2 separate regions of the Homo sapiens genome follow, and region 2 is linked to region 1. The links are chromatin loops, found by intact Hi-C in ENCODE. Cell type or tissue: mammary epithelial cell. All regions are shown on one strand. Each heading gives the region's core, and the rest is flanking DNA. Links, peaks and the distances in the headings are about the cores only.

Region 1 (5,384 bases), core at 52-5,051:
AGATTTTTAGTGTGCAACATTTCATTATTTGCTTAACCATTACCCTATTGTTGGAGGTTTAGATTGTTTACAACTAGTTTTCTTTATTAAATATAAACATACTAATCCACATTCTTAATAATAGCAAATGTAGGCCAGTATTAGTTTATATTTAATAAACAGCAATTACTAGAGCAATTGCTACTGCATTTTGCCAAGCATTGTACTAAATACATGAATTATCTTACTAAGTTTCATAATAATCCTATGAGAGAATTATTTTCCTTTTACAGATGATGAAACCAAGGATTACAGGCTAATTAAGGTGCTCACAGCAAGGAAAAATCCTTTACCTCTAATTTATCTGACATAAATGTTCCAATATGGGTTTTTATGAATAAGTAAATGGGACTGTTCAAAGATTCCAAATGCCTGTAGAAATATGTAATTATTAGGTCCAAATTGAGAAATTTGAAGTTTTTCTCAATTCATTTTACATATATATATATATATATATATATATATATATGAAGTTGTTTAATGAATATTTAGCTGTTTTGTTGAGTGGGTATTTTTAACATTAGAAATTATTATTCTACTCCAATCAAATAACATGTTATACCCCTATAGTCCTTATTTTGTGGTCTACAGAAAATAGTAGGAACACAGGCTCCAAAACTGAGCCTTTCATTTTCATTAGCAGATAGTAAAGCCACTGTAATCAAGAGAAATAAAAAATGAGAGGTGGTGAAAATTCTTGATTTTACAATACTTGAATATATGCAGTGTTCACAGATTTTCAAGTACCTACAGAGATGAAACTAAGTTAAACTAGCTAGCTAACCAGCTGAGGCTCTGCTCCCCACCGCTGTTTTAATGAATGGATAGGAATGATTTATAATCAGCACATTTTTTGATGGTATATAAAAGAGCTTGCTTCGAAAGCGCTTAAAGATGGTCGAAATGGTTTCCTAAGTAGTTGAACCTGTTTCTGTAGCAGAATACACACTTTTGAAATAGTGCCAAACTAGGTCAAGAAAGTCCCAATTAGAGAATTCAGAATTAAATGAAGCTTTAGAGTGCTCAATGACTCTAAAAAAAAAAGTACTAAAATACATACTGCCAAATCTTATCCAAACCTGAGGGATTAACTTTAATTTGTGAACATCCTGGAGCTAAACTCTATTAACTTGGGTACCCACCCAGTGGGTCAAGGAACAAAGTAAAAGCTAGAAGTAAGAAGTACTGAAATTTTAGTTACAAGTTTCATACAGGTAAACCCAAGGCGCTACAAATGAAGAATTAAAGGAATGAAAGGCGAAAGAATAAAGGGGCCAAAGAGGTGATCTCCTGAGAGCCTAGCCCCAAACTTCTATAGAGACTTAACTTCTGCTTTTCTGGACACGCGTGGGCACCCAGAACCCCGAATGGGGAGGAATGCTGTAGACGCCCTGCTGCCCTCCAGCCCGCGCGGCTGCGCGTCTCAGTCCACCCCTGGGGCGCGCGGCTGTCACCCAGGGCGGGGCGGCGCGGGCGTTGCCACGACGCGGGCCGCGCGCGTCCCTGGCAGCCAACCCGTCCACGTCAAGGTTTGTTTAATAATCGCCAGGGTATCTATGGCCGGGCTCAGGCGGCTGCTGGGGAGCCAGGAGACCGCGCGGGACGGCGGATGAGGCGCGGCGGCTGCGGCCCAGGGCACCTCCCCTCTGGCTTCCCGAACCCGGCCAGGTCCGACCCGAGGGGGAGGATGGAAACACCTGCCGCGCTCTGAGCCCCCCAGAAGAGAACACCCTTCCCGCCATATCACCCCACGGTCCTGCGGAGGCCACCGCCTGGTCCCCCCAAGTCTCCATCGCGCAGCGTGGGGCCGAGAGGAATAGTGAGCGATGGCGGAAAACCTGAAAAGACTGGTCTCAAACGAAACTTTACGAACGTTGCAGGAAAAGCTAGACTTCTGGCTGAAGGAGTACAACGTGAGTCTGGGTGAAAAACCCCCGGGGTTCGCCCTCCCATAGGTTCCAGCACAGCCCTTGTCGGGGATTTCTTAGGGCTGGAGTTGGTGGCCACTTTGCAAAGCCTCCGCGGTTGCGATTCCTAACCAGGATCTCAGCTTTCGACCGGGATCGCTGGGGAAGGAAGGACATGTGTGTACATGCCCTTGTCTCAGAGCTTCGGGAGGCGGCGCGCAGGCGGCCTGCGGAGCGCAGCACTAGGCTGCGGAGACTGGAGAGTGCTTCCAATCAGTGGTAACTAAGGACGCCGGCGACCTAGCAATAGGGAAGCCCTGCTGTCCGCGGCTGGTCTGGTCATGCCTGCCACTCTTTCCCATCCCCCTTGCCAGCGCAATCCACACCGCCTGCTTCCCCAATCCCGAATTATTTTTTACTACAACCCTCTCCTGCCCAGGGTTTGTATCAGAATGGATTTGTATAAACACACACCCAGGAGTTATTTACCCAGAAATCAGCGAAACGGACACTTGTTAACGTTGCGGGTTTCACTTGCGTGCTGGTGGGCCTGGAAATTGAGGCACAGTTCCAACACCAGGGCGGATTCAGGCCTTTTTCCAGGCATTTGTGAGAAGCCAGTATTCTGTCACCAAACCCATGAGCACTTTTCAAATCTCATTAATCCCTACTCGCACCCTGCCTCCCCATAATTCCCCCCTTCCCCCAAATAGAACGGTGAGTGTTGAATTTGCTTTACATTCGGTCGGTCCGTCTTAAATAGGGATTTCCCCTCTTACATAATAAGTGGAGCGGCCAGGCAAAAGAACTGTGGACCGGAAATTAGCCCCCCCTTGTTTCTACATTTGGCTCTGCATAGAACTAGCTGAATGACGGAGTCAAATTATTTAACTTCTCTTGGTCTTAGTACCTCATCTGTGAAATAGCAGAGATTGGTCTAGATGATATGTAAATTTCCTGTTCAGATTTTAAGTTTTTGAGCCTAGATTAGCTTGTTTCTGAGATCCTGCCTGTTATGAGGTCCTTAGGCTTCCCCATTCACCCTTTAACCAGTGCTCCTGAAGTGGAGGGGAGCTCAAAGAGCAGCTACAGCTTTCTCCTTAGCCTTCCTTTCTAGTGCTTCCTGTTCAGTCCTTTGCTCCCTTTTAAAGAACAAGCGCTGACCATTCCTTCTCCATTAAGAATTCTGGAAAGTTAAAATGACCTCTTTATCATAAAAGACTTGGGTTCCCCCCAACTAATTTTAAAAGTACCTACTACTTAGTCTCAGGAGGTTGAGAATAAGAAATTCTAACATGTATACAGTATTTACCCCTTTTTTTTTGCCCAGTGGCCTAACTAAACTCTGAATTTTAAAAAAACATGTTGTTTGTCACAATGTTTATTACAAATAACACTAGGATTTGTCTGGAACTAATAAACAATTATTTTAGAAACTCCCTGTAAGTGATGAGAAGTGCCTTAGTTTATTACATTTTCCTGTCTTGATAACATCCCATTCTCTGCTCTCATTAAAACCATTTCCATCCAGCTGTTTTCCCTTCATCTCTCTACAGTAGAGGCTGCACTCACAGCCACCAGTGTTTTTCATACCTTGTGGCCACTCCCCAGGTTCCATCATTTCTCTTGAGTTTGCAGGCATCATTATCACATTGGAATGTTGACACCTGTATTCTTCCCCCTCCACTCCTGCTTCATCTGTTACAAGTATGCTGATGAATCTTATTTCTATAGGATGTGTTCCCATCTGAGCTCTCACTTCTCCAACTGCCCATTGGACATCTTTCAATAGTGAATGCTATTGAAATGCTCAGAATGCTCAAAGTCAAATCTGTCCAAAATGGAATTTAGCCTCTCCCATGCCCCAACCACAGGTCTCATTTTTCTAAGTCGTCTTCATCATTATATACTCCACTCCCTTTTCACCATCATAATCTGTTGGTTCTAACTTCAAAGTTCATACGGAATCTAAACACTTTTCACCACCCCCACTGCTACCACCCTTCTCCATCCTTGATCATCTTTCACCTGGATTATTACAAAAATAACAACCCAAAGAGATGCTTCTAAATGTCAAGTCAGATCAAGTTACTCTTTTTGCAAGACACTCCAAATTTCCTATTTCAGTCAGAAGAAGCCAAAGCTCCTACAGTGACCTTCAAAGTCCTACACAATTGTGCCCCTTTAAGCTCTTTAACCTTATCTGTTACTCTCTCCCTTGCTCAGCCCACTCCAGCAGTACCAGCTTTCTTGCTCGTCCTAGAGCAATGCTGTCCAATAGAACTTTCTATGATGATGGACAGGTTCTATATCTGCATTGTCCAATAAGGTGACTATTGGGCACTTGAAATGTGGCAAGTACACACTGAAGAACAGAATTTTTAATTTGACTTAAGTCCAATTTAAATTCAGATAGCCACATGCAGCTCATGGCTGCTGTCTCAGACAGCACAGTTCTAGAGATGTGGACATGCTTCTGCTTCAGGGCATTTGCACTCACTGTTTTCTCTGCCTGAAAAACTTTTCACCTGTTGATATTTGAGTGAGATAGTAACATCCTCACTTTCTTAGGAGAGCTTTATTTCTTAGAAAGGGTAGCAACCTGCAGGCTGGGAAGCAGGCCCCTGCTGAAACCAGAGGCAGGCACTTGGAGGTAGGAAAGGTAAGGCAGGAATTAATGATGAATGGGTTGGCCACATGTATACATATTCAACAGGTAATATTCACGAAGGGGGAACGCTCACAAGCATAGTAAGCAAACATGCATGTTACGTTCATCCTATATTCATTTTGGGGTAGAAGCTTAACATTTAAATGTATTACAATTAGGCCCTATACATCAAAGGTGGAGGCAGGGACATGAAGGAACTTAGTGTACAGCCTCTGTGGACCGGCCAGAACCAGCCTATGGTCCGTGATCTCTTATCAAGAGAAAGTTACTGAAATCAGTCTCTTATCCAGTTGAAGTTGCAGTTATGGACTGTGGAACGGGAGGGGATCAGTTAGTCAGAGTCTGGTGGTCAGTGAGTTGCAATTGTTTTAACATTGTTTATCTCGAGGCCAGTACTTGCTTAGCTACTAGATAAAAAGAAAAAACCTTTTGACAATTAGAACATGGTTGATTCTTTATGTGTAGGGGTATGTGACTTAATCCTTGCCTGGCATGACCTTAGGTCTTTATCTTATTGCTGTAAAGAGTCTGTTATATTAGTCTTAAGATCTCTATTTTAACAGTAGCTTCATGCAGTCCAGAAAATTTTGCCTGTAACAGAACTAGCAGTATTTTTGCAGCAATCATGGTAGCCAAAGGAGGCTCTTAGCCCATATTTGTGTGACAGGGGTTAGTGACTTTAAAAGAACATGTCTTTATGTTAATAATGTTGGTGGTTGTATTCCTGAATATTTTATTCTTTTCTATTAACTCTTGCTTTCCTGTCT
Region 2 (5,384 bases), core at 190-5,189, 120 kb after region 1:
AGGTTGAGGAAATCCTCCTGGATGATATCCTGAAGAGTGTTTTCCCGCTTGTTTCCATTCTCCCCATCACTTTCAGGTACACCAATCAGATGTAGATTTGGTCTTTTCACATAGTCCCATATTTCTTGGAAGTTTTGTTCATTTCTTTTTACTCTTTTTTCTCTAAAGTTCTCTTCTCTCTTCATTTCATTCATTTGACCTTCCATCACTGATACCCTTTCTTCCAGTTGATCAAATCGGTTACTGAAGCTTGTGTTTTCATCATGTAGTTCTCATGCCATGGTTTTCAGCTCCATCAGGTCATATAAGGACTTCTCTACACTGGTTATTCTAGTTAGCCATTGGTCTAATCTTTTTTCAAGGTTTTTATCTTCCTTGCGATGGGTTCGAACTGTCTCCTTTAGCTCAGAGAAGTTTGATCATCTGTAGCCTTCTTCTCTCAACTCATCAAAGTCATTCTGTGTCCAGCTTTGTTCCATTGCTGGCAAGGAGCTGTGTTCCTTTGGAGCGGGAGAGGTGCTCTGATTTTTAGAATTTTCAGCTCTTCTGCTCTGTTTTTTCCCCATCTTTGTGGCTTTATCTACCTTTGGTCTTTGATGATGGTGATGTACAGATGGGGTTTTGGTGTGGATATCCTTTTTGTTCATTAGTTTTCCTTCTAATAGTCAAGACCCTCAGCTGCAGGTCTGTTGGAGTTTGCTGGAGGTCAACTCTAGACCCTGTTTGCCTGGGTATCAGCAGCAGAGGCTGCTGAACAGCAATTGTTGCTGCCTGATTGTTACTCTGGAAGCTTCATCTCAGAGGGGTACCCAGCCATGTGAGGTGTCAGTCTGCCCGTACTGTGGGGTGCCTCCCAGTTAGGCTACTCGGGCATCAGGGACCCACTTGAGGAGGCAGTCTGTCCATTCTCAGGTCTCAAACTCCATGCTGGGAGAACCACTACCCTCTTCAAAGCTGTCAGACAGGGACATTTAAATCTTCAGAGGTCTCTGCTGCCTTTTGTTGGGCTATGCCCTGCCCCCAGAGGTGGAGTCTACAGAGGCAGACAGACCTCCTTGAGCAGAGGTGGGCTCCACCCAATTCAATCTTCCTGGCTGCTTTGTTACCTACTCAAGCGTCAGCAATGGCGGGCACCCCTCCCCCAGCCTTGCTGCCACCTTGCAGTTAGATCTCAGACTGCTGTGCTAGCAATGAGTGAGGCTCTGTAGGTGTGGGACCCTCTGAGCCAGGCATGGAATATAATCTCCTGGTGTGCCATTTGCTCCCTTGGAAAAGCACAGTATTAGGGGGGAAGTGACCCGATTTTCTAGGTGCTGTCTGTCATGGCTTCCCTTGGCTAGGAAAGAGAATTCCTTGACCCTTGCGCTTCCTGGGTGAGGTGATGCCTCACCCTGCTTCGGCTCTCGCTCGGTGGGCTGCACCCACTGTCCTGTACGCACTATCTGACATGCCCCAATGAGATGAACCTGGTACCTCAGTTGGAAATGCAGAAATCACTCGTCTTCTGCATTGCTCATGCTGGGAGCTGTAGACTGGAGCTGTCCCTATTTGGCCATCTTGGAACCACCCCTGTGTTCTCTGTTGGTTTCCATTTGCATGGAATATCTTTTTCTTCTATCTCTTCAGTCTATGTGTGTGTGGGTTGTGTTTTGTTTTGTTTTTTTTAGAGACAAGGTCTCACTGTATTTCCCAGGCTGATCTCAAATTCCTGAGCTCAAGCGACCCTCCCACCTCACCCTCTGAAAGTGCTGGGATTACAGGTATGAGACACTGTGACCAGCAATAAAAGTTTAATTGTTAAGGAAAAAAAAAATAATTCCTGGATCCAGAACACTGCACTTCCCTTGGAAAAGAATAAGGAGCCCTCTCAAGCTTGAGATGATGGCATGAAGAAATAATATTTTTGAATGTTTTTCTTGAAGAAAAAAAAAGTGAACTGTCTGATCTACCTAATAAAACCCAAAGAATCAGAGTATTATTCATGTTTGCTTTTTCAAGTCCTCATATTTAATCAATTAATTTTAAAGGTCAATAAAATCATGACTATACACAGGAAACAGATAAAAATAAAGTTAATGTGAGCCAAGGCACATCAAGTTAAGTCTGGTGAAAACAAGGGAATATTTAAAGAAAAATGTTTAGTTTTGCAAAATATGTTCCTTTTGACAAGTATTTGTAGTTCATATATGAATGAGTCTAAATCACTGATCACACCAGCAATAAAACAGGTTCAAATTTCTGGTTGTCATCTATTCATATGAATCAAAGTTCATATATTTTAAATGGTCTTCCCTCCCACCCATCTAAGGGGAGATAAGTGGGTGAGATAAAATGAATTTTATAAGAAAGGGATTTGAAGGTCTCTTGAGACATACTAGAATGCATATGACTGCTAGTATAATAAAGTCCCATCTTCAGTTATAACAAAGCAAAAAGAGATTGGAGTGGGTGCAAAGAGCAGAGCGGGAAAGGGGCTGCAAGACCACAAGTTAAGATTTGTTTCTTGGCTTCATTTTTGCTAAGTGTCTAAGCCAACTTTTCTCTACTAGTTGGTGGTTGTTTCCATTCATTTGTGCCTTTACCAGTTGGGGACTGCCTCCTGCTGGCAAGATGTCTTCCAACATTTAGAGTATCAAAAGGAGTCCTGTGGAGTGACCCAGGTTTTGGTTTGTTGTTGTTGTTGTTTCCTAAGTAAAAACAATTGAACTGATCCTAGTAGCAGTTGCATAAACATGCTGGAAATGTGGGTGCAAACTAACTTATTTAATGTGGGTTTATTCTTAAAGATAATAGACAGTGTACATTTTTCAACTCTTTTTCTCCCAAGATGCAAACTTTTTTTGCAGGTGAATTTCTTGAAAACACATTAGCTCTAAATAAAAGGTCAGATGAGTTCCTTTAATTTGAAGCTTCAGAAAGTTTCTATACAGTGGTTAATTCTGTAGCACTTTAACTTGCTTAGGGAGAGATTTTGACTGATGGCTATCTACCATTTTCTTTCATTGGTTGATTCCTTTGACCCTTGAAAGCAACAGCTTTAGAAGCAACTCATAATAACTCTTTAGATTGTGGGAGGTCGTAGTCTATAGATCTTGTGTTTTATGTGTTTGAATGTGCAGGAACAGGGAATCATTTTTTGATTCCAAGACTCTCATTCTTACCAAATTAAAAGGAATATCTTCAAATAGAAATGAAGCATTTTTTGGTCTTTTATAGTGGGCTAAGAGGCTTTATGTTAGCCCTAGCTTCCTGTTTGTCCTTTGTGAATAATTTCAGAAGTTGGGTGGTAAAATCTTTAAGCAACAGAAGTTTAGGGAATCTATTCACCTAAGAACTTTGAAGTTTTATGAATGAGTGTGTGGAAAAGGAAAATTCTTTATTATTAGCCATTGTGATGGCAGACATTTCCTAGATTTCCTTCACTGGTAAGACTGTTATCTTACATCTATTTATAATGTCTAGAAAATAATGTTCCTTGAAGGAGTAGAGTAGAATGTAGTTTAGTTGTTGGTGTTCTTGTCCCATTTTATTCATTTAGCTAATAATTATTGGCCATTCTCTGAGTCCCATGCACTTTCCAGGCTACTTTATTTCTTTATGCTTCTATATGGCCTGTTATGTCTCTTCTTTGCCTTTCTAGCCCCTGCTCATTCCACAAATGCAATTTAAGCATCACTTTCTCAAGGGACCCTCCTGTGACTCTTTCTATGTGAGTCGCATAGCCTTTCCTAGGCTTCCCTTGAGCTCCATGCATCCCTCCAACACAGTTCTATATCAAAATTGTTGACTTCTTTGTAGCTGTACCCCCAAATCCCAATAGGCTGTAAGATTTTTGAGGCAGGATCTGTGTTGCATTCAGGTTTTTGCCTCAGCACTTGACAGCATGTCTGGCACATGGTAGAAGCCCAGTGAGAATGAATGAAAGCATGTGTTCTGCCTTCCCCACCCTTGGGTAAGTCTAAAGAAAGATGAATTACATTTGAGATTTTATTGTATAATTAAATTACACTGTCAAAATAATTTTTAAAGCTGAAAGGAAATTCAGAGATCAGCTACAGGAAATTGAGGCCTAGTGAGGTGAAGAGAGTTGACTAGGGTCATGCAGCTGCTTAGTGGCAAACTGGGATCGAAGCCCAGATCTCCTGCTGGCCAGCCCTAGCCCAAATATGGAGAAGCTTAGCTGCTATTTCCTCTTAAAAATATTTTGAAATCCAGGCAAAAAGACTTAGCAATCTAAAAATGCCAATGAGGAGATAGCAAATTAAAACTGTTACAGAATGAATCTAACAACAATTATTCAAGGCTCTCTGGGAATGCCAAGAGGAGCCGTCTGAGGTGGGCTCAGGGCTGATTTCTTCCAAAGGGGCCATTGGTTTTCTAACTAGTGTTTGCTGTTTTAACTTTGACAAAGGTGGGTGTCCACACACCTCAAATTTAGCATAAGTTCAAAAAAAGCTAATCAATGTGTTTATATCCCTAAGTTTATCAAACAAGTGATCTGAAATGTTTCTCACTTTTAATGTTCACCAATGATGGATGTAAATAGATTATTTTTGCTTCCTGCTTTGTGAGATCAGAAATCAATTGAGCCTTTTTCTAAAACAGGTCACATGAAGCATAAAAATCTGATTTTTGGATGTGCTTCGAGCTAGAAATTGACTAAGTAATGGCTAAGCATAGGGAAGATCTCGTGAGTTTAGTAAAAGTGTGGCAAACTGGTATCAGTGATCTAGAATTCACCTGTACATTTGATTGGTTTGGCCAGCTCAGTGTTTTGAAATTTCAGAAATTGTTAACATTTAAAAATAAGGAGATTTTACATCTAAATTTCTGCCTTCTCTTAGGTGAGAAAATTCAGTACGTTAGATTTACTTTCACATTAGTTTCCTACGGCTTCCCTAACAAATTAACATAAAATGTGTGGCTTCAAACAACAGGAATCTATTCTGTCACAACTCTGGAGGCCAGAAGTCTAAAATCAAGGTGTTGGCAGGTCTGTGCTCACTCTGAAGGTTCTATGAGAGAATACTTTGCCAATCCCAGCTTCTAGTGGTTGCAGGCTTTCCTTGGCTTGTGCGTGCATAAGCAGGGTATTATAACTTCTGTGGTATTAAATCCTAAAGTACTAATAGCATTTCAACTATTAAATCTGATTTTCATGAATTTGAATTATTTTTTTTCTAAATTTGAAGGGCATCCTAAACTTAAAAAAAGTTTACATGTATAAGAATACTATAATTTTGGATTTGATAATAAAATAAGGATAGAAATAAAATATATCTAATATATAATTTTTTTTTTCACTAAAGAGCTAAATACATGTTTAAGGTCAATCAAAAATGAAGCCAGCAGGTTTGGTGTCTGGTAAGTGCCCTGTCATTTTT

Evidence for each region. Peaks named below come from ENCODE experiments on the same cell type or tissue, not always from the same donor. Only the 100,000 strongest peaks of a DNase experiment are listed, where the experiment ranks them.
Region 2: a loop joins it to region 1, with 16 times the contacts of the local background. A loop is called at or near these places in 1 of 110 quality-filtered maps.

What each region holds. Positions count from the first base shown.
Region 1 is chr4:52,049,840-52,055,223 of GRCh38, forward strand. SPATA18 (spermatogenesis associated 18) reads left to right here and starts at 1,465. Exons shown (of 13, transcript NM_145263.4): 1 at 1,465-1,952. The coding sequence starts at 1,866. RefSeq lists enhancers at 1,114-1,615, 1,616-2,115, 1,908-2,257 and a silencer at 1,438-1,737. In mammary epithelial cell, for the core only: no CTCF peak of the experiment used is centred there; DNase peaks (open chromatin) are centred at 2,162 and 2,742; H3K4me3 peaks cover 2,210 bases; H3K27ac peaks cover 2,071 bases.
Region 2 is chr4:52,169,768-52,175,151 of GRCh38, forward strand. No RefSeq gene overlaps it. Among named protein-coding and RNA genes, the nearest start is that of SPATA18, 120 kb to the left of the region's middle. In mammary epithelial cell, for the core only: a CTCF peak has its summit at 2,598 (motif pointing left); no DNase peak of the experiment used is centred there.